2 separate regions of the Homo sapiens genome follow, and region 1 is linked to region 2. A link is an interaction called in ENCODE POLR2A ChIA-PET data of the cell type or tissue named here. Cell type or tissue: PC-9. All regions are shown on one strand. Each heading gives the region's core, and the rest is flanking DNA. Links, peaks and the distances in the headings are about the cores only. Region 1 holds the start of LOC105377947 (a long non-coding RNA gene). Region 2 holds the start of LOC107986632 (a long non-coding RNA gene).

The links. Peaks named below come from ENCODE experiments on the same cell type or tissue, not always from the same donor. Only the 100,000 strongest peaks of a DNase experiment are listed, where the experiment ranks them.
Region 1: POLR2A ChIA-PET joins it to region 2 with 11 read pairs; 2 of 35 experiments call an interaction of 5 or more read pairs at or near these places.

Annotation. Positions count from the first base shown.
Region 1 is chr6:111,979,020-111,991,813 of GRCh38, reverse strand. It overlaps LOC105377947 (a long non-coding RNA gene), which reads right to left and starts at 10,953. Exons shown (of 3, transcript XR_007059710.1): 1 at 10,857-10,953; 2 at 8,762-8,844; 3 at 908-1,285. In PC-9, for the core only: no CTCF peak of the experiment used is centred there; DNase peaks (open chromatin) are centred at 6,463 and 8,863; H3K4me3 peaks cover 797 bases; H3K27ac peaks cover 3,621 bases.
Region 2 is chr6:112,293,199-112,305,992 of GRCh38, reverse strand. All of the region lies in intron 2 of LAMA4-AS1 (LAMA4 antisense RNA 1), which reads right to left. LOC107986632 (a long non-coding RNA gene) reads left to right here and starts at 6,893. Exons shown (of 2, transcript XR_007059712.1): 1 at 6,893-7,132. In PC-9, for the core only: CTCF peaks have their summits at 7,281, 9,468 and 9,670 (motif pointing left); DNase peaks (open chromatin) are centred at 7,012, 7,732 and 9,682; H3K4me3 peaks cover 4,682 bases; H3K27ac peaks cover 6,573 bases.

The sequences.
Region 1 (12,794 bases), core at 1,543-9,542, 310 kb after region 2:
TCGGGACTGAATTCTAGTTCAGCCACTCTTCAGCTCTGTTACCTAGGGTCGGGGGAGGTCCCTGTAGTCTGAATGACCTTGTATGACAGATGCATCTGAATGTGTGCTCCCAGCTATGGAATCCAGGAGTGGCCAATCCAGAGATTTATTCCTTGTCTATGAGTAACATCTGAGCTCCCAGCCCATCCCGTGGGACACGGGCCATACAGAGGATTGAGGCCCGGAGCCTTAATGGACATTGCGAGGTGGAGGTCATTAAGGGGAGGGTGTTAGTGAAAATGCTGTATAAACTGCATGATGTTTGCAAGCAGCTTTGGTTCTCCTACCCATCCTGCTGCCACCAGACCATACAGATATCTTGTCCAGCCCACTGTCATTGACTCTCTCCCCTGCATGTGATCCCCTAATAAAACCCCAAGTCTCGTTTTCTGGCTCTGGGTCTCTTCTTCAGCCTCTTGAACCTAATGCCTTCCCTACAGAGGTTAATAGGCATTCGTCAAAACAGCCTCCTCCTCCCTGAAGTTCAGTTCACCCTCACCTGTAATCACTAATACTATCAATGACCTTGAAAGATTGTTGTGAGGATTAAAAATAACATATAAAACTTTTCTTGGCCCAAATTAGTTATTCAATAAAGGGTAACTATGACCTACCATGATTTTTATGCATGCAGCCTTTAACTCAACCAACCCAGTGCTAGGACTTTAACTTATGGGTATATGTCTAAAAGTTCACCAAGTTGTTCATTTGAGGATATTCATAGCAATAAAATGTGTAATACCAAAAAATAAATAAGTAGGATGTGTCCATCAATCAGACGGCAAATAAACAAATTATGCAAATATACCTATTTGTATATTTGCATTTTATAACCATTGACAGGTTTTTAAAAATTGATTTATCAAAATTGAGATTGTAGCCTATCCTTTTATTTGTTTAACCTCTCCATACTTCTCTGTATTAAAGGTGAGTTCAAAAAATGCTATTCTTCATCCAAGAATTTTATATTGTGTATCTATTGGTTAAAATAAGTAAACATTGATGATGATGAGGCTGATGATGAAGGTGGCGATGGGTCACATTCAGAGGATACAGGAATCCTGGGATGTCTTTTGGGGAAAAATGACCAATAAGGATGAGGCTCTGCAGATGGATTTTCTCTGGCCAGTCCTTTTTCCTGACCACATCCGCTCCACTTGATGAATGACTTGGTCCTTCTTGAGATCTTCAATAAAAATAGCTCTCTGACCCTTGTTTTTGTTTTTCTCCATTTGACAGCAGAGAACTAGGAGAAAGGAGAGTTTGCTATTCTCACCATATCTCAAAACAGTTAACTGAAAGCTCAGCTGGACGTCACTAGGGTTTAGTCTCAAGACATAAGCCTGACTTCTCAGTTTTCAGTGTGGGTTTCTCAGCAGTTGGGTTTGAGAGTGGTAAGACTCTAGAATCCCCAACCAGATGATCTGTCCCGCCTAACAGAAAAAGGTGATGCTGCCCTTATATATAAAGCTCAGATCTTTGAGGTGTCTGTTTTGTTCAGAATATTTCTTTTCTAACCACCTTTAAAATGAAATATGTATTCTTCAGACATACAGGCCAGTGCTAACCAAATATTTTCATCATACAGATTAAAACCTCTAGAATATTGAGCCAACACTAGTCCCAAAATGCAGGATTTCTGGTCTAGGAAACAAATTTATGAGTAGGTCCTCATATTGTTTGGTCCCCTTCTCACCTGTGAACACCCGGCACATACACACATTGAATGTCATACTATTTCCTCTGGTTTCAGGGCCCCATTACAACATCCTGTCACACCTGATTTCTTCTGAAGTGTGTCAAGCTCTGCATAACTTCTCCCTCTTCCCCCAATACCCCATACCTCTCAAAGCCTCCTACCCTTACACAAACTCGAATTTCTCCCTCCTCATATAAATGTCAGAAGGCAAGTAAGCTGACTAGCTCATTTCATTTACAGTGTGACTGACCTATGGCCTGATACTTTTCTCAAGGGAAGTGAAGGTTTTCACAGGGGCATTTCATACAAATCTTTACCCTGCTGAGATTACAAATCCTCTGTGTTTCCTTTCCTCTTGCCTAACCCAGCAGAGAATTAGATGTTAGCCCAAAATCTGTTGTAGGAGGGGTCCTGAAGGGGTCCTAGGATCTCAGTTTATGGAGAAGGCAGCCTCTTAACCCTAGCCTGTTCTGGGATCTCAACTCCTTTCTACTTTAAGTATCACGTGTTCTTTAGTCCCTTTATGCCTTCATTTCCCCATAGCCCAGAGCCCATAGGTTCTTATCCTCTCTCATTCATTTCCATTCAAGCATGCATTCACAGGCATTCTCCTGCTTGGTATTAACCCACTTGCCATACTTTCTCTTTCTAGTGGCTGCTTGGTTATCTGGGCTGATAACTGAAGGACTCATTTTTTATGACCATGGGCCTTTCTGATGCCAATCTTTTATGTATAACCATGCATCCCTGGGTTTGGGGAATACAGTATAGAGAAAAGTAACTAGTAAGTAAGCTAAGCGCACCATTCATGAAATCATCACTGCTGCCTGTGCAAGAGTTCCTGACATGTCCTGGGTGTACTCTGGGCAGCCAACACTTTCCTCCTGCCTCTGCCACTCTCTACCTTGAAGAGTCTTCCTGCAAGGACCTCTGCCTCCTGGCTGTCCTGCCGCTCCACTAGTTACTTTGTTGTGTTTCTATGGATCACAGTCTAGAAGTGGAGTCCTTCTTCCACTAGTGCTTAAAGGACTTTATTATTCCAAAGTGTGAGACAGTTGGGCCCAGTCAGTGGCTTGGAGCTGCCAATGGAACCACTTTTTCATTTGAGTAAAATTTTTATCTTTTTAGTTTCCCTTACCATTGGAACATAGCACATGTCCTCCAAACTAGGAGATATTGTGGAATGCTGGCTGTGCAAACTATCACCAAAGCAACCTGTTGATAAGTCAAAGCTAAGTTTATTGCCTACGGGAGTAAAGAAAAATACTGCTCCTCAGAGTCTTGGAAGCAACTTGAAAGGAGAGGGCTGAGAAGGCATGTTTATTAAGATTGTAAGATCTGGTTTTAGGTAGGTCTTTCAATGCGGGCGTATGGTTAGGTTTGAGCAAGGATCATGATATTATAATTTAGGATTGCTGGAAAAAAAAACAAGGCAGAATTTTGAGGCAAGAGGTTTCAAGAGTCTTAGGGTGTAAAATGTCATTTGATGTTTTATCTTAAAGAGTAGATAGGTCTTTCAGGTAGTCCTGCTAAAGTCAATGAAGTTATCTGTAACTTTTTTCTCTCTGGCGAGAGTTGCCTGGAATAATAAAGTTACTTTGATGAAAGCAGTAGAATAAAGTCATGTGTAGACAGAAGCCTGTGTAGAAGGTTTGATTCTCAATAGTAAGAACACCCAATAATGCTGTCCTTAATTACATCCCAACATTCTGATCCCATACAGCCAGCCCATGCTTTCTGCAGAATCTACAGACCTAAAAGTTTCAGCCCTTCTTCTTCCCTCATAGTGGGTCCTTCCCCATCCAAGTCTCTGCATGTGAAGTGGCCTTGTTGTCTAGGGTGACATCCAAGGTTTGTTGTCTCACAGCCAAGGAGACCAAGGACGCAGACACACAAAGAGTGAGGTTAAGAGCAGAAGTTTAATAGGTGAATGAAAGAGAATAGCTCTTTGCTACAGCGAGGGGTCCCAGAAAAATGAATTGCCTATCTGCAGTGAAATGCAGGGAGTTTTATAGATGAGCTGGTGGGGAGGCGGTGTCTGATCTACATAGAATGCGAAAAACTGGTTAGGACCAGGTATGCCATTTGCGTAGGGTGCGAATCTCTGGCCATCTCCACCCCAGTCTTTTATTATGCAGGTGGGTTTTCAGCCTGAGCTGCACCATGTTGCCCACAGTACACATGCTAACAAAAAAGGGAAGATGGAGCTTCCATGGTGGACATGCCTGGCCCCCAGGTAGCCCTTTTCTATTGGCGCAGTTGCCAGCGTTCCCCTGTGCAAGCTCCCAGCTTCGTTGTTTATGCTTGCAGCTCAATCTTTCAGGCTGCTCTTTGTTAGAAAAAAAAATTATTTCTGGGGCTGCTTTTTGTTAGAAGGGAAGTTCTGCTAAGGAATCTTTTGCCCTCACTATCTGCCTAAATATTTTCTTTCTATCTCCTGTATCACATGGAAAGCAAAGGGTTCCTGTCTTCATTCCCAGCTCAGCCACCCACTGTCTCTCCTTGAAGCTCATTAAGATCTCATGCAAACAGATTTCCTTCCAGCCTTTGGACAGGCCCTGACATGCCTGAACCCATACGCAATAGGCATGCAGCATAGTCCCTTGCTCTATGGCTTTTCCAGACACTTGAAGATTTTGTGTAAGGAGCAGAAGGTGAAATTTGGGCACCTTCTAAAGTGGCACTAGGGTTTAAAGGACCACAGAAAATAATCAACTTTCATTACTTTCATTACCAAAGGAAATGGGACAGAGATGGCTAGATATTTACCAACAGTTTTACTCCCCCTTTCCTAATACAGAGGGTCCTCAGCTTACAATGGTTCAACCTACAATTTTACAACTTTACAATAATGCAAAAGCAATACAGATTCAGTAGACACCATACTTCAAGTGCCCATACAGCCATTCTGTTTTTCACTTGCGGTATGGCATTCAATAAATTACATGAGATATTCAACACTTCATCATAAAATAGGCTTTGTGTTTGATGATTTTGCCCAACTGAAGGCTAATATAAGTATTCTGAGCATGTTTGAGGTAGGCTAGCCTAAGCTATGTTGTTTGGTAGGTTAGGTGTAGAAAATGCGTTTCAATTTATGATATTTTTAACTTACAATGGGTTTATTGGGACAGAGCCACATTGTAGGTTGAAGAGCATCTGAAGAGAGTTACTGCTGATAACTGGCTGCCCAGCCAGAGACCATGTTTCCCAGCTTTGTTTGCTTCTAAGTGTGGCCATGTGGCTTGTTCTCACAATTGGAATATGTGCAGAAATGTGCCTTCTAGATCGGAACTTCCTATTCTCTTTCCATTCTGCCCACTTGATGCAGATAACGTAAGATCCAAGGGATGGCAGGTAAGACAGAAGAAGTCTGTGTCTCAGGATCACCCAGGGAAATGCCACTTGCCAAGTAAAAACTGAGGAAGAAATAAAGTTCTATTACGTTAACCATGAAAAACTGGTCTATTTGTTACAACAGCTAACATAAGAAGTAAAATGATCATAACAGTCCCCTAAGGAAGAAAAATGTCCATCATTGTTTTGAACTGAAGAATCACACCCAGTGAAAAACACCAGGTTCAGGCTTTGGGTAACCTTGATGAAGAACCAGAACAAATCAATTTGGCTTTCAGCACATTAATAAAGTGGCAGGTATGTATAGAATGTGTCATTAGCTGATCGTATTTTGAGAACCAGTTTGCTTCTCAGGATAGGTTTGGGCAGCTGTGAATAGGCTTATAGTTTTCATTGTTTCCCTGCTCATAGCAATACACTGAAATTATTCTGATTTGCCTACTTAAGACGGAAAGAAAGATAGGAGCAAAGTTACATTGGAACCAGAATTACCTCAATACCTAGGTCATTTTTTCCTAAAGATGGGTTTGCTGCAAAATCAGGGGAATAATCTCCCTCCCAGGGCCCTTCTAAATAGTACCCTCATGGCCTAGAAGAACTAATGTCCTTGCTACACAAGAGCCTTTGCAACAGAGGAGCCCTAACTGCCAGGGCCGATCTTGGAATTTTGCCTCCCTCAGTCAGGTGTTCAAGTTGAATCAAAGAAAAGAAATAGAAAATGCCCTCCATGAGTAGGCTAAAGCCTTCTTCTGCCTTATGTTTCTATCACGTTCTGGAGAAGGACTCAATGTTGATCCAAGTACAGAAACCATGTCAGGTTGCTTGGATAACAACTGTAAACGGGTTTAATTGTGCTGGTTTGGGGTGGGCCCCAGCCCGGGAGCATTGCTTCTCTGTGTACATCAACACTGAGTAGTGTGCATTCTAACTCTTTCACCACAACCATATGATCCATGCTAAGGCATTTGACCACCTTCTCCACCTGCTCTGCCATTTTCTGTAAAACAAGATTATTAAATTTAATGGAGGAAAGGTAGTTTATAGATGTAAAATGATGACAGACTGTAAATATGAGGGGAATATAGAGCAATCTATATGAACACTACATAAACGCTAATTAGCCCTAAGGCTGCGATGTTTCTTCCTACCACACGGCAAAAGAACACAATGGATTTTTAAAAAATCTTTAAAAAATTTTCCTTTCCCAGTAAAACCTTTACATGGAAAATAAATGTAGCATTTGGCTCAGGCATCTTGAGTACAAAAGGATTCCACAGGCAAAATAATGTGAGAAGAAGCTATCCGGCTCATACTTGCTCATTCATTAGTCAGAGCATGAGAGCTCTCTGGAAACTGGTTTTGTCACATTCTTATGTGAGGAAGTCACATGGGCTCCTGCAGCACATTTTCCTGTGTGAGTCCTAGCTTTGATGGAGGTATTTGTGGGCAAGGCCTAATGAGAGGGTTGACTTTTTCAGGTTTAGATGGGAGTGAGGAGAGAAGCTAGCTTCAGGGACTGAAGGGACGGGAGGCCTTAGACAGACTTAGCGCTAGGTGCTATTTTCAGATAGGAGCTCCTCTACCTTACTGACGTGATAAATGCCAGGGAAAATAAGATCCTCATGGAAGAAGCCTAGTTGAACAATCAAATACAGCAGGGAATACTCATTAAAGTGCTTCTCCTTACAGCCACCTCCACTCAGTTATTTATGCCCTTTAACTTCCAGGTAATGGTTCAGATTTTACTACTTGAGGAGCACAGGGAATGTCTTTGTGTTTTATTATTTCTCATGAGATTTAAAAATAAATAAATATGTATATACACCTAAATTTGCTTTTGGTTCAAGTGTACTTTTTTGTCTTAAAGTTTCTTAAAGAGCCTTAGACCAGTGGAAGACCTATGAATCAGAGAGAGATCTCACCTTGCACAGACTTTGTGGTATTCTTCCCACTTTTCCTGAGCCATGGAGTCCTCCCCTCTCCTCCTGAGCCTCAGAGTCCTCCCCTCCCTTCCTGAGCTGTGGTGAAGAGCCGCTCAGGTGCTCCTACTGCACATCTTTCCTGCTCTCCAAGAGTGGCAGCCATGCACTGAGAAAAAGTGTCTGTTCCTGCAGTTTGTTTCAATTTGATAGAGTCTCACTGAAGCTATCTTGAACAAACGTGATTTTTTGTGGGGTTACATGGAGGAACAAAAAAATAAATGGGCTCCTTTGCTTCATCTAAGAACAGAAGCTATAACAGAACTAGGTCTTAAAAGCACCTGCCTTCAGGGATGCTCAGTGGACCCCATACGTAGGGATTAGCGGACCTTCACTCCCAAAGCTCCAAGAACTGCCAAAACCCATGTTAGGTCGTGTCATTCCTCTGTTCAGAATGCTCTGGTGGCCCCGCATCTCACCCAGAGTAAAAGGCAAAATCCCCCCCATGACTCACAGGCCCTGTGTGATCCTCCTCCCCCTGCCCTGCCCCATCTACTGCCTCCTCCTCAGCCACCCTGCCTTGGCCATGCTGCTCACCTTGTAGTCCTTTCACACTCCAGGAATACTCTTGTCTCCAGGGTTTTGCACATGCTGTTCCCTGTGCCTGGAATGCTTGTCCCAGATATCTGCTTATCACTTCATGTAGGTCTTTTTTCACAGGTCAGCTCAGTGAGGCCTTCCCACTCAGTGAGATCTAAAATTGTAAGCCCACACTACCGTAACATCTCTTATCCAACTTACCTGCATTCTTGTTTAAATTTTTTATTATAAGAAATGGTAAGTATACTCAAAAATAGTAAAATGAGCCCCTATCTATCCATCACCAATCAGTTGTCTAAGTTTTACCACTCTTGTTTCATTTATTCTCCCTCCATTTTTTTCTATATTACTTCTAATTTGCCCCAAGGATTTATCACTACCTGATATATATTTCTTACTTTTCTTTGTTATTTTGTCTCCCCCACTAAAATGCCAGCTCCATGAGGCCTGGGATTTTTGTCTACTTTGTTCACTGCTGTATCCCCTGTAGGCAGCAGTGTGCCTGACACATAGTAGGTGTTCATGAATAGTGGCTGAATGAATGAATGAAGCAATGAAGCAGTTACTCCACAATGGCACCTGTGTTTTTCCCTACAATCTCCCCACCATCTGACCAACACAGCCATGAATGCTTCAAGCACCCCTACTCTGATTCCACCCAACGACTGTCAGCTACAGCACCCACATATCCCCCTCCTTGACTCTCAATAGTCCAGGGACACATACACAAAAGGCAAAGCTAGATTGGCCCAGCTCTGTGGGTGCCCTGTCACAGGACTCTGGCAAGTCTGTGAACTACTACCTTCCCTGAGGTCTTCTGGCCACCACTGGTTATGTAATACAAAAGTGAGCAACCAACTGGGGCCACAGGGGACATTTCCCTTTGAAAGGGGCATGAGCGATTGACATCGACATCTTTCTTTCACCAGGCAAATTTGTTAGCAAATTTGATGAGACTGTTAAGTGGGTAGGTAACTCTCTGGGCAGCCTCTATTCATTGCAGCCTCTATTCATTCTCTGGGCAGCCTCTATTCATTGCAGCCATCCTTGCATTTACTGTGCATCTCATTGAACAGGTATTTTTTTTTTTTTTTTTTTGCCAGGCTCCACCTGTGAGGGAGGGAAGAATGCACAAGGAAGAGCTTACCTGGTTTCAATTTCTTTCTTTCACCATTTTCAAGGTTGTCAACCAGGAAAGTCCTTCAGGCATCAGACACTCTCCAATTAAGCCTTCCATAAAAACCAGGAGACATTACCAGCTAGGATGACAAGTTAGAAACCTGCAGGACCAGTACTATGCCAGCACCCCAATGATGGCAACTAGGATTGCTTCGCAGCTGCTCCCTGCCAATAGTGCTTCCTGTCTACCTGTCAAAGGGGTGTGTCTTCCTCCCTGGCCAAGTCCTGTGTAAACCAAGTAATGATCAGGCAAGAAGAGATCCAAAAAAACCCATTGCCACATCAAAGCATATTCCAGGGCTGTTGCATTCTTTTCAATAAAGACTATTTATTTTTACAGAGGCTGGGTGCCCCTCACAGCCCTGCTCCACCTGGCAGCCATTTATGACAATTTTAAAGGCCATCTTGTTTTCAAAGTCACTTTATAAGGTTGTGGAGACTCAGTATCTGTGAATTCTAATCCTGGTTCAAAATATTAAATTGGTACTAGGTCCTCTGCTGGTTGCTGGATCTTTTATCAGTGAGCATATTGACCAAGACATCATATGGGTATGTCCTTTTCTCTAGATTCTTTCAAGAATGGATTACAAGGCCAGGCACGGTGGCTCATGCCTGTAATCTCAGCACTTTGGGAGGCTGAGGAGGGCAGATCATGAGGTCAGGAGTTCGAGACCAGCCTGACCAACACGGTGAAACCCCGTATCTACTAAAAATACAAATATCAGCCAGGCATGGTGGCACGTGCCTGTAATCCCAGATACTCAGAAGTCTGAGGCAGCAGAATTGCTTGAACCCGGGAGGCAGAGGTCACAGTGAGCCGAGATCATGCCATTGCACTCCAGCCTGGGTGACAGAGTGAGACTCCACCAAAAAAAAAAAAAAAAAAGAAAACAAAAAACAACAGTGGATTGCTATTCATCTGGTATTGTCTGGATTTAACCAGGCTATGTTTAAAGTATTGAAATACTTCTGTACCATTTCGTAAATAGCCAGTGCCCCCAAGTACCCCCACTCTGAATCTTTCGCCATCTCAGCTACCTCAATCCTTCTCTCAAGACCCTCGAATCTAAAGGTTTAATGCTAGCAGGAACTACAGGTGCCCATTATGATTGGTCAGCACTTGTATTATACCAGTTGCTAATATTATGACTATCACCCCTACTTCTAAGCTAAAGTCAATGGCAACAACTAGTCCTCATTTTAGACAATGTCACTGCTCCTAATTTATAGAGAAAGGGATGCAGTAAGATTGGGATTAGACCAAGGTCCAAATCCCAGACAGCTGCAGGACAGCTGGAAACAGAATTAATCATTCAAGTAGTGATGCTATAAGTGTTTTCCTCTGCTTTGGATGTCTCTCCAATAGAACGCTATCCACAAGGACAGGAATTTTTGTCTGGTGTGTCCACTGCTGCATCAACACTCAGAACACGCTTGGCACACAGAAATTGCTCAATAAATCAATACAGCTCTTGAATGAATGCATGAATTCCCTGATCTGATGGCCCAGTTGTTGCCTAACTTGATAGACCTGAGAGAATCTAAAGCTCTTCAGGGTTTCTCAGTCTGACATTTTTTTCTTAACTATTTAATTTCTTTATACCTCAAGACATAGAGGCAAGCACGTCATCACACATAACCCCTGCAGAAGTCTCCAGCACACAGTGATGTGATGGTTGCAGCCTTCCCCTGGGGCCTATCAGGCATTTTAGTTTCTCCAAGAGACACTGATTTCCATTTCCAAAAATTAGCCTCACACACGACATCATTTTGATCAATTCAGCAGAAACTGCTCTAGGATCTCAGCCAGCACTGGTGAAACAAAGAGAGGAGAGCAGCACTCTGAAATCACGGCTCTGTCTCAGCCACATCATGTGTGACTTCTTGTCCCGAGGAGCTCCAGGGTCATGGAACAGTGTCCGGGGCCAGGAAGAAATGCTGGCGGCCAGCCTTTGACCACTGGAATAAGGAAGCTCACATTTTTTAGTCTCTCAGGAAGGGCCACTTATGGAGAGGGGAAAAGTGTTCAGGTTTGGTTCTCCAAGGCACCCCTTATCCCTTACCTGCCATCAAGCTGTGCTCACCGGGGACGTGTTTCCTGTCATCAAGATCTCTGTCAGTGAGGAGTGAGGATTGAATAGCAAAGGTATGAAGTCTCTGAAGGAAAACTTGGAACATGTGACATTTGAAAATCAGCTTTCTTCACTGTTTACAAGACTATAGGGAGAAGTGTCAGCCCACGAACACGCATCCCATGCAAATCCACATTTTTCTCTTGACTTTAGTTCGGGGACCAAGGTGGCTTCCAACACCATTCTAAAATGAGACCCATTCTCCACAGAGCCTATGTTCTAAGATGAATTTTATCTGTCTATATCGATTCTAATCACAACACATATGGTAAGTGACACAACTTACTGTGCCTCACAATTACACTTTGTTTTTAACCCCTTTCATCCCAGCATTGTCACGCAGTTTGCTAACTTTAATTAATACTCCCTCACAAAGTAGGGAGTATCATTATCCCCGTGTAAAGTCCTGAGAAACCGAGTCACCCAAAGGCACAGGCTGAGTCAGTGTGAGAGGAAGAGTCTGAATTCCTGACCACCAAATGCTCGGGCCAGTGGCCTGGCCTCACACCCACTACAGAGGCATTCTTTATTTGAAGCTGCTTAGTTCAACCCAAGGCCAGCTGGACCTTCTCTCACATCTCATTCTCATTCCACAGCCAACAAGGCTGTTGCGACCCAGGAAATGTGGAGAACGGATAGAGGAATGGCTGAACACATGCGTTAGAGAAAATCTGAGGACCTGAGACAGTGTGAAGAATCTGGGACTGATTTGGGAGTTTTCTCTTGTGAATGTTAGATGGCAAAGTCCAGGCTGCATCCCTGAGCCTTCCTGATGCCTCCTCCATCCTCAAGGCACGTTGGCCCATGCTCTCCGCAGAGCCTCCATTCTTCCACTATTACCTCAATACTATATCACCCTCTGTAAGCACCTCCACCCCAACTTTACTCTCTCTTGCTGGCAGCCCTTGCTCTGAGCAGAACTTCCTCAGGGACAGGATGGAGAAGAGAGAGGAACCATGTCCCTCCTCCTCACACACTCTCCATCGTCATTCTCATCAACCGAGATGTTAGGGGAAGGTACCGCCACTAGTGTGGTAAGTCTAGATTTCCTTTCTCACAGACACCCACGTGGCTGTTCTCCTCCTAACCCTATCCAGCCAACCTCTTCAAGACAGCCCTTTCATATTTAACGGTGACAAGTGACTGAATGTGAGCCTTCACCCTTTTCTTCTGGGCACGCTGCTTGCTATCACTCCCCTCCTTTTCCTTTCTTCCCTACTCCATATATGCCTTGCCTTCTTCTGCAAATCCCCAGATCCAAAACCTTTGCCTAGAAGGCCTGGCCCTCCAGCTTACCTTCTGTATATGGAATCTCTCTGGCACTCTCTAGAAAAGGAAGCTGGGAACCAACTCCATGGAGACCAGCTCTCAGAACATGGCAGATTGCACCATGTGGATGAGATACACATTGACACCTGGGAGTGTCTCCGCTGAAAGTTACAAACAAAGACAGCATTTTCCCCTGAAGGAGGAGAAACACAAGGAAGTGGAGGCCCAAGAAGTTTTCATTCATCTAGTGGCAGTGTGGTACAGTGGCTAGCGAGGGCCACAGAGCCTGATGTCCTGAGGCTGAATCCTGGCATCACGCTTGCCTTCTGTGAGACTTTAGAAGCATTATTCTTCCGTTGGTGCTTCAGTTTATTCCTCTGTAAATTTGGCTAACCTCAGAAGATAATTGAGAAAAATAAATGACTTAAGGCATCTGAAGTTCCTAGAATAGCAACTAGCTCTCCATAGTTGTTAGAACCCAACAAGAGCTGGCATTCCAGGGATCTAGAGGGGGCAACAAATAAACAGATGTTCATTGTAGTGGTCATAGCAGTGATAGGAATGTGCACAGGGCATGTGGGTTTGCCTTTGTGCGAAACA
Region 2 (12,794 bases), core at 2,935-10,934:
TAAATATTTAATGAATGAGTGAAAGAATAAATAAATGACCAAAAGCAACCTGATTGTTTAAGTGCCTGCCTGTGGGAACTAATGATCTATAACACCTGGTGGAAGGAAACAAAGACGCCAAGAAAAATCTCTGAGACAGGCCGGTTGCGGTGGCTCACACCTATAATCCCATCACTGGGAGGCCGAAGAGGGCAGATCAAGAGCTCAGGAGATCGAGACCATCCTGGCCAACATGGTAAAACTCTGTCTTACTAAAAATACAAAAAAATTAGCCGGGCATGGTGGCAGGCGCCTGTAGTCCCAGCTACTGGGGAGGCTGAAGCAGGAGAATCACTTGAACTCGGAAGGTGGAAGTTGCAGTGAGCTGAGATCGTGCCACTGCACTCCAGCCTGGGTGACAGAGTGAGACTCCGTCTCAAAAAAGAAAAGGCTGCAGAGGGGTGCTGCTAACCCAGATTCCATGTTATTGGCCAAGGGGTAACCTGTAGGTGCAGAACATTTAAAACATGTAGCAGAAACAACAGAAGCTGCTATAGTTGGAAGATCTTTCTTAGGGCATGGAATAATGGAAATTTAACCAGCTTTCTTTGTAAAAATAGCTCAATCTTGTTTTTACAAAGAACCAAGCTATCAATTATCTTATTAGAAGAAAAATTTTATAACAATGCAGGATATAGAAAAGAGAAGCAAGAAGTGGGAACAGAGAAAGGAAGAGAGAGGAAGAGAAAGAGAGAGACTAGTTTCTTCCTTTAGTCAACCTGGGAGTACAGTAATGAAATAAAGAGTATGCCTCTGCTTGACAGATGGCATTATGCTCCAACTAATGCCATGTATGAAACATCAATTTTCTGCTAATGCCACTGAGAAAAGATGAAGAACTTCCAATGGATCAAGGCACCTTAGTTAGTGATGATCAGGAGTGCACAGACTTCTTGCCAAGTTTATATCAGAAATGGAAAAAGAATGAAGTGCAACAACAAAATTTATATTCTCCCTTAGTCCATAGCTGAAACAAGCTTCAGTGTTGGAGATTAATGTAATATCATTCCCTCAAGTGTTTTGTTTTCTAATGTGCTTGCCTGCTCCAGGAGAACTGATGTTTAGTAGAAAATGCAGCTGCATATAATCCATCGAGTGGGTGTTGTTATGATGTCTGTGTTTTTCTTTAAAATACTTCAGCATACCAGAATATGTAAGAAACTCAAACAAACCAGCAAGAAATAAAAACAAACAACCATTAAAAAGTGGGTAAAGGACATGAACAGACACTTCTCAAAAGAAGACATACACACAGCCAACAAACATATGACAAAACTCTCAACATCTCTAATCATCAGAGAGATGAAAATCAAAATCACAATGAGATACCATCTCACAACAGTCAGAATGGCTATTATTAAAAAGTCAAAAATAACAGATTTTGGTGAGGTTGCAGAGAAAAAGAGAACACTTATACACTGTTGGTGGTAATGCAAATTAATTCAGCCCTTGAGGAAAGCAGTTTAGAGATCATCAAACAACTAAAAACAGAACTACCATTTAACCCAGCAATACCATTTCTGGGTATATACTCAAAGGAAAATAAATCGGTCTACCAAAAGGACACCTGCACTAGTATGTTTATCAGAGTACTATTCACAACAGCTAAGACATGGAATTAGCTCAAGTGCCCATCAGTGGTGGGCTGGATAAAGAACATGTGGTACATATACACCATGGAATACTGTACAGCCATAAAAAAAAGAATGAAATAATGTCTTTTGCAACAACATGGATGCAGCTGGAGGCTGTTATTCTAAGCGAATTAACACAGAAACAGGAAACCAAATATCGCATGTTCTTATAAGTGGGAGCTAAATCTTGGGTTCACATGGACATAACCATTGGCACAACAGACACTGGGGACTACTAGACTGGGGAGGGAAGAGGAGGGGCAAGGGCTGAAAAACTTCCTATTGGGTATTATATTCACCATCTGGGTGATGAGATCAGCAGACACCCAACTCTCAGCATCACACAATATACCCTTGTGACAAACCTGCACATGTACCCCCTGAATCTTAAATTTAAAAGGAAATTTTTAAAAATACAATAAAAACAACATCACAATGAGATATTACTTCACACCCACTAGGATGGCTATAATAAAAAACACAAATAATAATGTTAAAAGAAAACCTTCAGCCAAATTAAATTTAAAGGAGTTTAACTGAGCAATGAACAATTCGCGAATCAGGCAGCCCCCAGAATCACAGCAGATTCAGAGACTGCAGCACAGTCAAGTGGTGGAATGAGATTTATAGACAAACAAAAAGGAAATGAGGTACAGAAATTGGAAGTGAAGTACAGAACAGCTGGATTGGTTACAGGTTGGCATTTGCCTTATTTGAACACAGTTTGAACACTCAGCAGTGTATGAATGGTTGAAGTACGGCCACTGGGATTGGCCAAGACCTAGCTATTATTACAGGCTCACACTCTTAAGTTAGATTTTCAGTCTTGTCTAACTATTAAGTTAGGTTCCTGTTCATCCACAAGGACTCAAATATGGAAGTACGGATTCCTTCTCAGGCCATGTTTAGTTTGCTTTAACAATAACAAGGCTGGTGAAGATGTGGGGAAACTGGAACCATCCTACATCGTTGATGGAATGTAAAAATGGTGCAGTCACTTAGGAAAACAGGTTGGCAGTTTCTTAAAATGCTTAAACTTCACTTTAACATTGGTCCAACTCCTAGCTATCTACCCTAAATGAATGAAAACATATGTTCACTCAAGGACCTATATATATATAAGACATATATATATATATATATATATATATATATGTTCATAGCAGCATTATTTGTAATAGTCAAAAAGGGGAAACAACTATATATATGTTCATTCACTATGTATATATATATATATATGTTCATAGTGAATGAATGACAAAATTCAGTGTGTATATGCAATGAAATACTATTCAGCAACCAAAAAGGGTGAACTACTGATACATGTTACAATGTGGCTGAACCTCAAAAGATTATGCTAAATGAAATAAGCCAGATACAAAATCCACACATTATATAATTCAACTTACATGAAATATTCAGAAAATCCAAACCTATAGAAATAGATAATAGATTAGTGGTTGCCTGGAACTGGAGATGGAATTCGAAATTGGCTGCAAATGGGCAAGAGGAATCTTTCTGAGTGACAAAAATATTATAAAATTGGATTGCTGTGATGGGTGCACAACCCTATACATTTTCTAAAATTACTAAATTGTACACTTACAATAGATAAAGTTTATATTAAAGGAAAGTAAATTGCATCCCAACAAAACTGTCTTACAAAAAAAAAAAAAAAAAAACCCTCAGCACAAACAGCATGTATTGGTTTAAGTACAGCCTTAGGTATTATCTGTTATCTGAAGCAGAAATTTCTGCCCTCGGGTTGCTTAGTTAGCTAGTCAGCAGTTAGTTGGGAAGTCTGCACTCCAGAGGCTAGCACAAGTCTTCTTGCACGGAGGCTTAGGAAATTATCATAAAGAATATCAGAAATAGGCTCTCAATGATGAATTAATGACATGCTAGATATACAGATGAGCCAAGGAAATGGTTTCAAGATACTCCTCACACTAGAATAAGAACCTGATAAGGCCTGTGGCCTGTGCCCTTGTGACCTGAATCCTGTTGAAAGGTCATAAAACTTCTGTTTCTCTGATGTCAACTCTCAGGATAAAACGATTCTGCTTTTGGGAAATCAGTGTGTCTGCCTCAAGTAAATCAACCTTCCATGTAACAAGTGGATGAATCACCTAAAGAAAAGACCTAGGAACTCCTGAGACTTACAGTAGGTGGCATGTAAGGTAGAAGATATGTAGGATGGGCAAGTCTAGTGATTCCATGTACAATGTGAGGACTACAGTTAATAAAATTATATTAGGGAATTCTGTTTGGTAGATTTTTAGCTGCTTTTGTCACAAGAAAGTAGTAATGTGAGAGGAATATGTTTTGATTTGCTTCACTACAGTAACCATTTTACTATCTATTTGTATCCCATAACATCATGTGATAAACCTCAAATATACACAATAAGATTTATTTAAAGAAAAAAACAATAGGTGGCATGAACCGGCCTGGCCTCACTTTGTAATCAATGGTAACAAATGTCTCCACTCAGAATTGTGACTCGGAATTGTGAGACTCTATTTCATCAGCACATGATGTTAAGGTGGTGAGAGAAGAACTAAACTTCACTCACATCGAACTTGTTGGAACCTCCTATTTTCTGCCAAATATAACTGAAGAGGTGAGCATTTCTAAAATGGCATGGATCAATTTGCTATCCATAATTAAGTTTAATAGGAAGAGCTGCTACTCTCTAATTTGCCTTTCAAGTGTTGAAAAGTGCAGCTCAGAAAAGACTCCCTTGAGTAGCAGCCCCTCGTGCCTGGATATTGACTGACAATTCTAGCTGCTGATGCCAGGGACTATCCTTGTTTGTGACTTTGGTCTAATCCTTGTAATCTCTGAAACAGGCTGCCCCATGCCACACTGGCCAATTGTTTCTCATCTCTGAATGCTGATTTCAACAGTCTGACATTTTCTTTGGTTTCCTGTTCCACATGGTCTATGTGCCCAACATGTCTGTATATCAATATGTCTAAGATATTAATGTAGATTGGTATGATGAAGAACATTGGTATACATTTTAGACAGAAGATATTTCAATAAAGTGAGCATTGACTTCCAAAAATGTCAAACATGCAATCCACAATTCACCATTAAGCTATAATAAATACAAGCCATAGTTGTAGCTGTGTTTAGTAAATACATTTTCAGCTGAGACTGAATGGTAACTTTGGCACAGAAATAACTTAGACAAAGACTATTTGATTCAATGTTTAGAAGACTTGGTGATAGCAAATTGGCTCATCACAACTGATATTTTAAAGCATATTTCCTTAGAGGTTTCAAAATATTTTATCAAGAGTTTTCATCTCTTAATTTTTAAAGCATTACTGTGCTTATTTAGCAGATGAGTAAACTGAAGTATAAAAATTCTTATGTCTAGTCCTGCAGTAGGATATACAAGTACAAAGACTAGATGAAAACAGTGCCTCTTTGGGCATATATTTTAAAAAATCCAAACAATACAGGAAGATATCTGAAAAAATTAAGTAATGCTAAAAGGAATATAAAGAAAAATAGCACTATATCTGCCCCACCCTTATCCTGCCCTGCTTTCCAATGGCACCAGTTTTTATTCTTTTAACTATTTTTTCTAATATTCACCTTCACATTTTTAAACATTCTACACATGCTGCTATTCATTGTTTATAAAGTTTACACTGTACTCTATTGATTTCCTATGTGAAAGTTGGAGATTCTACTGACTTTTGAGCCCATTGACAAGATCAAATTTACACAAAGAACTCAGAATACGAAGAGGAAAGAAAATTTCAGGAGCATTCTTTGGAGAAATTGGTGCTGTGACTACTAGCCCCCTTTTCACCTCAAGGACAGGAATGCTATGTCAGTTTCAACTTGCTTTGCCTCAAGTCTAAAAACAGTAGGCTCCAAAGTGACCATCAGAGGGATCCACAGGACCCTGCAGCGGGAACACAATAGACATGTGCTGCACTTCTGGAAATCCAGAAGGAGAGAGAGAGGTCAGCAGGCGGCTTTCATGGCAGAACAGGCAGAAAGTTGAGGCTCTGTGGGAAGAAACTGGCTCCCCTCTGACAGATGATCACAGGTCTGTGAAATTCAAGGACCAGATGTAGTAGGTATGGTGGGCATACCCAAAGATGACCTCCAATGAGTCATGATTCTTCTGTACAATCCCCTCCTGTTTAATGTAGGCAGAGCCTGTATCTTGCTTCTGGTCAATAGCATATGACAAAGGTAGTTGGATGTCACTCCCTTGATTATGTTACATGGTGTGGAAAAGGAACGGGATGTCTCTACCTTGGTTAGGCAAAGGTGATAGGATAGTCACTCCCATCATTACATTACATCCATATAGGTAAACCAGTTAGATTATCTTTCTGTCTTTGCAAGACATCTGATCAAAGGACCTAAGAGAGGAAGCTAAGAGAGCAAAGAACTGCAAGTGGCCTCCAGGAGCTGAGAGAAGACCCCAGCTGACAACCAGCAAGAAAACAAGGACCTCAGTCCTACAACTGCCCAGAACTGAATTCCAACAAGAACCACAAGCACTTGGAAGAGGACCCCAAGCTCCAGAGAGGATGCAGCCCATCAGACATCTTGATTGCAGCATTGTGAGGACTTGAGTAGAGGAGCCTGCTTAAGCCAGGCCCAGACTCATGACCCACAGAAACTGAGATTAAAAAATATATATGTGTTGTTTTAATCCACTGAGATTGTAGTCACTTTTTATACAGCAATAGAAAACTAATATAAAAGGAATGTTGCTCTGGGATAGTATCAAAGTGAATCCTGCCCAGAGCCCAAAGGGGTCCCAACAGCAGGAAATGTGTGGGGCTGGTCATCTTCTACAAGCAGAAGCTGACTGAGAATTGGAAGCAGCCTGCCCAAGGACAACATGAACAGCCCATAGTATCCCAGGGGCTGGAGAGAGGTACCTGATGATAGTGGTCTCCAAAGAACTCACACGTAGGGAAAGACTCAGGTGAACTGTCTGCCAAGACTATAGCACTCAAAGCCACCTAAACCCCGGAAGAATTTCCTATTCCCTAAGCCAGTGATGTGTTAATAAAACAGCTCTCCAAGGGCAGGGATGGGGAAGCCTTGATCTGAAATATTTGCTAGTCTCTGTGGTGTAGATACACCCACCATGACTAATCTCAAGCTACCAGCAGTTTAACAACCAGCTTATAACATTCCTGATATTTAAGTGGCTCTCAGGAGGCAATACTTTCACACATCACAACCACCTCCACTTCCCCATACCTTCCCTTCCACCTTCCACCCTGAGGAATCAGCCAGCCTGAAGGAGTGGGGCAGAGAGCAGAAGCCTGCCCTTCCATAACAGATCTGCGGCTGGGAGGGAGAGGAGAAGGGACTTCTCCTAGAATGGAAATGGTGTGCTGATTCATACCTTGGACTAGACATTTAGAAATTTGAGACTTCTTGTGACTTAAACTGCCTGTTCTACCAGAGTAAGTAAAAGTTCATGGGATCTTCCCAGATTTACACACACACACACGCACACACACACACAGAGAGAGAGAGAGAGAGAGAGAGAGAAATATAATGTGGTAAGAAATTAATTTTCTCTGTAGGTTAACTATCCAAGACACAGATAAAAATTGCAGAGCTAATGTTTTCTTTTTTAAAACTGCTTTTAAATATTCCCCTCGTTTCTCAAGAAGGCCTTAATGTCTGAGGTGACTTGTACATTCTTAAGTTCTAAATAGAAGAATGAACAGTTAAATGACTGAGTGAATTCGCTTTCCTAATGTGCTTCTCTGTTTGAAAGCTGCTGCTGATGCTCAGGAAGCCCAGGCGTTAATGCTGCTCGCCTATGAAGGCGAGCATGAAGGTGCAATACTGGGAGGAATCTCAGGAGAACGCCAGGGGAAAATCATGAAATTTTAAAAGCAGTGAGAACTGAGTGCCTTTGCATACCTAAGTGGAACTGACAGCTAAATGGGAAGAGACATGGGAGCTAAGCATGAATATTTGCTCCAGGAAACTCACAGGGTACAACAGAGGAAAGAAACTTAAGCCTTGGGTGGAGTTAGACCTCTGGGGTCAAGATGAATGTGTTTGCATTATTTCCACTGGATTTCCACCCAGAAGCTCTCTGGTGAGTCATCTGGGAGCAGTTTGTGCAGTTGCTAAGGGTTACCCTTCTTTCAGAATATTCTCCCAGGGATGGAGGCCCTGAAATTTCCCTCCCTGTATGCTGAGTTCGGGAAGAGTAGCATTTAGTTATATATCAAACAGCTAGACAGGAGTACCACAGGGCAGATGTTCTTTGTATCACATTATTATGGTACTTCTTCTGCCTTCTGATATGGTTTGGCTCTGTGTCCCCACCAAATCTCGTCTGGAACTGTAATCCTCAGGTGTCCAGGGAGGGACCCACTGGGAGGTGGTTGGATAATGGGGGTGGTTTTTCCCATGCTGTTCTTGTGATGGTGAGTGATTTCTCATGAGATCTGATGGTTCATAAGTGGAAGTTTCCCTTGCACACTCTCTCTTTCCTGCCACCTTGTGAAGAAGGTACTTGCTTCTCCTTCGCCTTCTGCCATTATTGTAAGTGACCTGAGGCCTCCCTAGCCATGCGGAACTGTGAGTCAATTAAACCTCTTTTCTTTCTAAATTACCCAGTCTCAGATATTTCTTTATAGCTGTGTGAAATGGACTAATACACTTTCATTAATTCTACTCAAGTGACACTCTGGCAAATAAACAGTTTAATAGAAGGAGCACCACAGTAATAAGTTTCTGACATATTTATATCTTCATAGAATTTTTGGACTACCCTTGCTTTTAGCTGCTCACCTTAATTCTCCCTTCACTGAGAAAATAGAAGCAGTTAGAGGAAAATATCCGCAGGCTTCTACCAAAGTATCTACCTACATTCTCCATGTTCCCGTCTCTTCCATAGATGAAATTTCCGTTTTTCTGTGAGCCCCACCCACCCTTTATGTAATAGATCCCATCCCTTTTGCCTAATGGAGAATATCAATCTGCCAGTTCTCCTCTCTATCTCCAACACCATTCATTTTACACTGTCTGTTGGGTCATTCTACCAGGACTCAAACACGCTATTTTTTGTCTTACCTTAAATAGAAAAAAAAAAACTACACACACTCGTTTGGCCTCACCTTCCTACCAGCTCCTGCCCCATTCCTTTGCTCCCCTTGGCAGCAAATCACCTGGCTGTCTAGTTTCTTTCCTCAAATTCTGTCTTGAATCCACTCAATCAGGCTTTTGCCCTTACCACTCAACTGAACTGTTCTTGACAAAGTCATCAGTAATAGCCATATTACTGAATCCATTGGTCAGTGCTCATTGATTATCTTACTTGATCTGTCAGGTCAGTATGTGCCAAAGTCTGTCTTTCACTCTTCCTTAATACAGTTACTCTGTGTGGTTTCCAGGACAACACATTCTTGGCTTTCCTTCTTCCTACCAGGCTGCTTCTTTTCAGTCTCCTTGATTGGTTCTTCTGCTTCCCCCTGATGACTTAGTGTTAGAAAGAGCCCCAAGACCCAGTCCTTGGCCTCTTCTCTTTGCCAGCTACCCTCTCTCCCTTGGTGATCTCTAGTCCTATGACCCTTACACATCATTTACATGCTGATGACTCCTAAATTTATATCTCCAAGGCAGATCTCTCTCCAAATTTCTAGGCCCACATAGCCAGTTGTCTCCTCCATATCTCCACTTGGAGCTTAACTTCTCAGACTTAACATTTGAAACTGAGCTCGTAATCTTCCTTCCAAAGCTGCTCCTGCCTGCAATCTTCTCCATCTCTGTGGGGTAAGACCTTGGAGTTATCCTTGACTCTTCTTCTCTCCCCACATCCCCTCACAACAAATCAGGAGATCATGCTGGCTTTACATACAGAATATATCAAGAGTGACTACTTTCCACCACCCCTACTGCTCCCAGGACTGTCCCAGTTGCTGTCCTCTCTCATCTGGGTTACTATAATAGCCTCCTAGTCTCCTGGCATCCACACTGTTGCCCCCTAGTGTCCTCTGCAACACAACAGCCAGTGATTCATTTGAAACAAGTTGTTATCCTCTGCTGTCATCATGCCACAGTACTCTAGCCTGGGTGACAGAGCGAGACTCTCTCTTTTAAAACAACAACAGTAACAAAAACCTACGGTCCTACAAATTCCCTAGCAAGACAATTCTTTCCTCAAGGGAGGCTAGTGCAGATTCTTCAAGCCAGGGGAGATGCTTTCTCTGTTAAAGAAGAAAAGCCACTTCTACTGGTAACGTAAGCTGAATTCAAAAGTTCAATTTCTTCAGCTACATTAGAGTTGACTTGCATGTTCTCATCCCAGTTTTGCCGGTCACTGCTTCGCAAATAATACTGAAATTTCAATGTAAGATATCCTGAGAGGTTTTGAATTCAATTTACTACTTCTGGGCAGCATATTAATTATATCATATGGGTTTCACTGTGCAATGTTTTTGTTTTTATTTTATTATTATTATTATTATGATTATTATTATTTGAGAGAAAGAGAGTTTTGCTCTCGTCACCCAGACTGGAGTGTAATGGTGCTACCTTAGCTCACTGCAACCTCTGCCTCCCAGGTTCAAGTGATTCTCCTGCCTCAGCCTCCCAAGTAGCAGGAATTACAGGCACTTGCCACCATGCCCAGCTAATTTTTGTACTTTTAGTAGAGATGGGATTTCACCATGTTGGCCAGGCTACTTTCGAACTGCACTGTATTTTCTGTTGTTAATTTTTCCATAGTTTGTAATTTCGGGTTTGATATGCCTGTTAAACCAAGAGATATGTGAAAGCGTGCTTTTAAATCTTTAAATATTTATATTTAAGAAAAAAACTATTCAAATCTTGTTAACGTCTACTTTTGTTGCACTGTTGTAAGATAATATGTTGTGCATGGTCTCTTCTTGAACATGGTGAGACTTTATTTGAGGTCTGATACATGGACAATGTTTATAAACTGCCCCTGTGTGTTTGAAAGCAAATGCATTCTCAACTTTTTTTTTTTTTTTTAAGAGACAGGGGTCTCACTTTGTAGCTCAGGCCGGAGTGCTAGTAGTACAATCATAGCTCACTGCAGCCTCAAACTTCTAGGCTTAAGCGAACTTCTTACCTCAGCCTCCCAAGAAGCTGGAACTAAGGCATATACCACCATGCCCAGCTATTTTTTCTTTTCTTTTTTTTTATAGAAACAGGAGGTCTCACTATGTTGTCTAGGCTGGTCTCAAACTCCTGGCCTCAAGTGATCTTTTCACCTTGGCCTCCCAGAGTTCTGGAATTATAGGCATGAGCCACCCAGCCACATTGTCTACTTTTAGAGCTGGTTGTTATGTTAATTTTATCAAATTCCCTCTGGATTTACATATTTTGTGTTGACTTGATTTATCCATTTCTGACCAAAGTATATTGAAGTTTATACTTGTGGATCTATAAAACAAACAAAAAACATCTGTGCTGGTTCCCATCACATACAGAGAGAAAGCCCAAGTCCTACAGTGGCTGCAAAGCCCTCACTGCCTCAGTTACTCCTCTGGCTTCTTTTCCTACTCTTCTCCTAGCTTACTGATCACTTCATTCCTCACAGTGAGGCCTCCTCACAGCTCCCCAAATGTCACCATTGCTCTTTCCCTCTACTTGGAATGTCCCACCACCCCACCCCTATCCCCACTTCAGGATCCACTGAGCTAAATCTCTTACCTCCTTGGAATCTTTGCTCAAATCTTACCTATTCAGATGGGTCCATCCTTTCACCCTATTTAATATGCAACTTCTCCATACCCCCAAGTGGCTGGTCCAACCCATCTTACCCTGCTCTTTTTTTTTTTATTTTTTTCCATAGCATTTATATCACACTCTAACATACTATGCAATTTACTTATTTTGTTTATTCTTTAAGGTCTATCTTCCCTAACTGAATGTAAAATTGATTAGAGATCGATATTTGTCTGTTTTGTTCACTAATGTGAACTAAAGCTCTAGAACTTCGCTCGGTACATAGTAAGGTCTTAATAAACATTTGACAAACTATTTTAATAACCTATTCTTATACCAAGGCTTCAGTTTGGATCATTTCAGGAAATGTTCATTGCATTCTAAGACTTTTCTCAATCCTCTATTGGGAAAAGTAAATAAGCTGTACATTAGCAATAGGTCTTATTACAAGATCATATCACAATGCCTCTACCTTTTACTTATTTGATTTAAAACAATAATTTAGGCCACCTAAAATTATGCCATTGCTTCTCAAAAGATTCCCCATGGTCAGTGTTTCTGACTGCTTTTTTGCTCACTGTCCTTATTGAGAATCCTCAACAATATGTACATACATGTATTTTCCTTCAATTTCAGAGAGTCCAAGGAACTCCTGACATCTCCTCATAAATCTCATGCAGCCCAGTGAGAGGCTTCATGCACACATACACTCACAGAGACATATACATACACACATGACCTCTCTAATTTCACTCTTTCATTACTCGTATGTTTTTTAAAGATCTCTGTAACATTTTTCCAAGTTGGGCATTTTTTTTTCCTGTTTATTGAAATAACCTTGCAGTGTTTCCATTTCCCAAGAAGCTTGCAAGTATACGCTGACCATATGAAAATCCTGCTGGAAATGTATCATGTGCAAATTTTCACTTCAAAGCAAAAGGAATGCAAAATGCTGTGGAAATAATTCCCTCACTCATAAATATTTAATAAGCCTTTAGAGTCATTGAAATCAAGTGGCAAACTTACAATATACTATATTTAAAAATAAAATATATGGGTTTCATGCAATTCTTTAAGTGAAAAACTATTCAACATATCAGTTTTATTCCTTACACTCAGGATCACTTCAGTCTTATTAAGTAGTATATTCCTGTTTTTTTTTTTTTTTTTGAGATGGAGTCTTGCTCTGTTGCCCAGGCTGGAGTACAGTGACATGATCTCACTGCAGCCTCTGCCTTCCAGGTTCAAGCCATTCTCCTGCCTCAGCCTCCCGTGTAGCTGGGGTTACAGGCATGCACCACCACCTCCAGCTCATTTTTGTATTTTTAGTAGAGACAGGGTTTTAGCATGTTGGCCAGGCCGGTCTTGAACTCCTGAATTCAAGTGATCCACCTGCCTCGGTCTCCTAGA